2 separate regions of the Homo sapiens genome follow, and region 1 is linked to region 2. A link is an interaction called in ENCODE POLR2A ChIA-PET data of the cell type or tissue named here. Cell type or tissue: GM12878. All regions are shown on one strand.

Region 1 (2,500 bases), 300 kb before region 2:
CAGCTACTCGGGAGGCTGAAGAAGGAGAATTGCTTGGACCCAGGAGGCAGAGGTTGCAGTGAGCAGAAATTGCACCATTGCACTCCAGCCTGGGCGACAAGAGCAAGACTCAGTCTTAAAAAAAAAAAAAAAAAAAAAATCATCACAGCTACCCCAACCTTCAGCAACCAGCACCCTAACCAGTCAGCAGCCATCAACATCAAGGCAGGACCCTCTACCGGCAAAAGGATTACAACTTGCTCAAGGCTCAGATGATCATTCGCATTTTGTAGCAAATTAAAATATTTGGGACCCAGCAATCCCACTACGGGTATACCCAGAGGAATCTAAATCATTCCACCATAAAGACACATGCACACAAATGTTCACTGCAGCACTGTTCACAACAGCAAAGACATGGAATCGATCTAAATGCTCAACAATGGCAGACTGGGTAAAGAAAATGGGGTACATAAACACCATGGAATACTATGCAGCTATAAAAAAGAATGAGATCATGTATTTTGCGGGAACATGGATGGAGCTGGAGGCTATTATCCTTAGCAAACTAACACAAGAACAGAAAACCAAATACCACATGTTCTCACTTACAAGTGAAAGCTAAATGATGAGAATTCATGGACACAAAGAAGATAACAACAGACACGCGGGTCTCCTTACGGGTGGAGGGTGGGAGGAGGGAGAGAAGCAAAAAAAAAAAAAACTATTGGGTACTAAGCTTAGTATCTGGGTGACAAAATAATCTGTATGACAAACCCTTGTGACATGAGTTTACCTAGCTAACAAATATACACATGCTCCTGTTAAAAAAAAAAGAACCTTTCTCTAGAGTTTAAAAAAAATCTGGAAAATTCTTTATCCTAATGAAAATATATGTTCACGTGCTTTATATTTATGTTCAATATTTTTATTGGGATTGAATTTCAATTATTTAATATTTAATATAGAACGTTTTATGTCTAAGTAACTGGAAACTTAAAAATAAAAAAAATTTAATGAAAGTATGTACATTGTTCTTTAGACATAATACTACTGCACACTTAACAGATTACAGTGTAGTGTAAACATAACTTTTATATGCACTGAGAAATATAAAAATGTGTCTGACTTGCTTTATTGCAGTGGCCTGGAACCGCACCCACAATTCTCCAAAGTAAGCCTATACATATTGCAAAACAACACATTGTATATGATCGATATATACCATTTTTATATGTTAATTAAAAACATAAAAATTAAATATGTATCTTTTCATCTCCCCAGCTCCACCATAAAAATCAACCCCCTCTAAGTATTAAATGAATCCCCTTCTAAAGGAAATTGATTGAGAATACAAATACCAGTCTGGCAATAACACCACATTAATGATCAGTAACACACCAACTTCTGCATACACTGGCAGGGACTAAACACGGCAAAGGAAGAGGGCTCAGCAGCCAGCCACAGGCGCCGAGGCTGAACAGGGAGGAGGGAGGAGTTAGCATTCCGGTGAAGGTATCGGCTGGCAGCCTTCCAAGCTTGCAGATGTTCACCAACTCCTGTCTTCATCAGGAGCCAGATTTCCTGATGCTCGTTGAGCACCACTTCTCAGATTCATATTTGATTACTAAGGAAATAATATGCATATAAATGAGTTCCAGAGACTGCCCATGGCTATAATCTCCTATCGATCACAGTAATAATGTTCTGTACTTGTACTGGGCCCTCAATCTGAAGAGACCAAGATCCAATCCCACCGTTTCCCTATCAGAATAGCCATAGAATTAAAACTATTTAGGGAAACAAGCTCTTGTTTCACATTATCCAGAGCCAAGGACAAACAGATCTCGTCATTTGGCAATGCCTGGCTTCTTTCCCCTCCAAGTATGGTTCTGAAGTGGGAAGAAGATTCTTACAGCCAAAGAACCAGGAGGAAAAGACAGCTGGGTCTGGCATCTCTGTTCTTCTTAACAGGCTTGCTTTCAAAAGAAAGGCAACATTTTTTCCCTTATTTCTGCAGAATCAAGAGGTTTGCTCTAAAACAAGAAAGCTTAATGCTGCCACTTAGAAGACACACAAACCAAGTAAAACTCAGGACTAATCTTCAAGAGATCAATAGCTTCTGGCCATGTGTGACACAGGCTTGTCCTGCTGGGTTGCACAGTCCAGACGTCCAACCTCAGCTGTCCTACACCTCTCAGGTGGACGCCACAATGTAGGTCTGATCTTTTCATAGAGCATCACACCACAGAGTGGGCTAAATGTGTCAACCTTGATCAGAAGGAGAGTGCTGGGTGGCAGGAGGAAGGTTAGAGAATGTCTGTTTATTCAACCTCAAAAGGAAAAAAATGATGCTGGCAGGGTCAAAAATAGACTAGCAGAGGGAGACGGGATCTCAAAACCACCATGCTGGAGTCTGAACCAATTGTTCTGTCCACTTTGCTAATAATCACAGCCCATTCCTAGCCCAATAACAAACTGAAAGTTAACAAAGCTGCAGCTCTGGGGATTCTAATGTGAC
Region 2 (2,500 bases):
TTCATCTACACCTTATGTTATCAGACTCTCATTTTTGTTATTCTGCAAGATGGAAAAACTACATCTAGTGGTTTTACCTTGCCTTTCATTTATTGTGTATGAGGTAGAGAATCTTTTAATATGCTTAAAAGCCATTGACATTCATTATTTTATGAATCATCTATTCATGTACTTGGCCCTTACTTTTTGTACAACCAGATTTTTTCCTGGAATGCAGAAAATGGGGCACCCTTAACACCCCCATCATGGAGAGATGGAACTTAAAGGACATCACTCTTAAGGCCTGGGTTACAGGTGGGTGTTTGAGGGCGGCAGTTGGTGGAATGGGCCAGGAAGGACTGGCAGAGTGTAAAGGGAGGACTCCCGCTGCCCAGCTAAGAATGGCTTTTATATTCCAAAGGTTTTAAAACAACAACAATAAACAAAAAACGAAGAAGAATCTGATACTTTAGGGGATCACATGACCCACAAAACCTAAAATATTTACTATCTGGCTCCTTGCAAAGAACTTTTGGGTTGAAAAGAAAAAGAAGAGGCTGAGATGGAGTCATCTGGGAGGTGGGAGCACACTCAGCTAGAATAGCATCTCAGAATTGAAGAGTTACAAATTATCTGAGATTGGCGGGGTTAACAGTGTTGAATGTGACCCAGAAATCAGGTAAGATGGAGATTTAAGAATGCCGAGGCGGGCGGATCACGAGGTCAGGACATCGAGACCATCCTGGCTAACACGGTGAAACCCTGTCTCTACTAAAAATACGAAAAAATTAGCCGTGCATGGTGGTGGGCGCCTGTAGTCCCAGCTACTCGGGACGCTGAGGCAGGAGAATGGCGTGAACCTGGGAGGCGGAGCTTGTGGTGAGCAGAGATCGCGCCACTGCACTCCAGCCTGGGCGACAGAGCGAGACTCCGTCTCAAAAAAAAAAAAAAAAAAAAGCGTGTATTGGAACTGACATTTAGAAAGTAGGTCACTGTGACCGCTGAGAGTTTCGGGGGTGTGTTAATACACAGTCTTTTGAGTCACAAGAAATAAAAACAGAGAGAGAGGGAGGGTGGAGGTGGGGAGGTCGGGGAGACACCTATAGAAATGAGGGCTTAGTAAAAGTTAATTGAAAGAAAGTGGCATGATTTCTTTAAGACAGTTACTATTATGAATGCGAATATGTTCATTTCTTTAAAGCACACCTTTGCAAAAATGTTCATTTCTTTTATTTATTTATTTATTTTTTGAGACGGAGTCTTGCTCTGTTGCCCAGTCAGATCTCAGCTCACTGCAACCTCTGCCTTCCGGGCTCAAGGGATTCTTCTGCCTCAGCCTCCGGAGTAGCTGGGACTACAGGCGAGCGCCACCACACCTGGCTAATTTTTTGTATTTTTAGTAGAGACGGAGTTTTGCCATGTTGGCCAGCCTGGTCTCGAGCTCCTAACCTCAGGTGATCTGCCTGCTTCGGCCTCCCAAAGTGCTGGGATTACAGGCGTGAGCCACCGTGCCCGGCCAAATATGTTCATTTCTTTAAAGCACAACGTAATTAAAATCTGTCTGACTTAAGCTATGTATCTTTCCATTTCTAATCTGTCACGCTATAAGGAGGTAAATTCCTAATGGACTTGAAAATAGAGTGTATCAGGACTGGGTGCAAGCCAGGCCATCTCCCTCATGTTATTGGTGAGGCAGCCGAGGCCCATGGAGGAGAAGTGACCTGACCAGGTCACACAGCCACTGTGCAAGAGCCCCAATTCTGGTTTTCAGTCCCAACCCTTTTCCACTCTATTGCTGCCATTTTATCTTCTTTAACACTCCAGGACCATCTAACATCTTGCTCGCATCTAGTAGATCCTCCATAAATATTTTAAATAATTATATATTTCATTTCCAGACATTGTATTTTTTTTTCAACCTTCTGTTTTCAGTACCTTCTTTCAGTTTTGTAAAACTCAACATCATTGTATTTTAAGAATGCAGTTTCTTGGATTTTGATAAGTATAGACTCTTATGTAATCACCGTCATAATCAATATTTACAACGTTTCTGTCTTGGCAAAATAATTCTCTGCTATTTCTTTTCCATCTTTATCTCTGATCCCAGGTAACCTCGAATCTGCTTTCTGTTGTCATAGATGATTTTCCCCTTTTCTGAAGTTTCATATAAATGGGATCATACATTATATACTCTTTGGTGTTTGCTCCTTTGATCTCACATAATGTTTTTGAAATAAAAATATATTGAGGGCTGGGCATGGTGGCTCACACCTGTAATCCCAGCATTTTGGGAGGCCAAGGCAGGCGGATCACCTGAAGTCAGGAGTTCGAGATCAGCCTGGCCAACATGGTGAAACCCCGTCTTTACTAAAAATACAAAAATTAGCTGGGCGTGGTGGTGCATGACTGTGATCCCAGCTACATGGGAGACTGAGGCAGGAGAATTGCTTGAGCCTGGGAGGCAGAGGTTGCAATGAGCGGAGATTGTGCCACTGCACCTCAGCCTGGGCAACAGAGTGAG

Evidence for each region. ChIA-PET counts read pairs that join two places held together with the same protein. Peaks named below come from ENCODE experiments on the same cell type or tissue, not always from the same donor. Only the 100,000 strongest peaks of a DNase experiment are listed, where the experiment ranks them.
Region 1: POLR2A ChIA-PET joins it to region 2 with 6 read pairs; 1 of 35 experiments calls an interaction of 5 or more read pairs at or near these places.

The regions. Positions count from the first base shown.
Region 1 is chr6:13,443,700-13,446,199 of GRCh38, forward strand. The region is part of intron 1 of GFOD1 (Gfo/Idh/MocA-like oxidoreductase domain containing 1); the gene reads right to left. Among named protein-coding and RNA genes, the nearest start is that of GFOD1-AS1, 41 kb to the right of the region's middle. In GM12878, no CTCF peak of the experiment used is centred here; a DNase peak (open chromatin) is centred at 1,429.
Region 2 is chr6:13,746,812-13,749,311 of GRCh38, forward strand. No RefSeq gene overlaps it. Among named protein-coding and RNA genes, the nearest start is that of RANBP9, 36 kb to the left of the region's middle. In GM12878, no CTCF peak of the experiment used is centred here; a DNase peak (open chromatin) is centred at 990.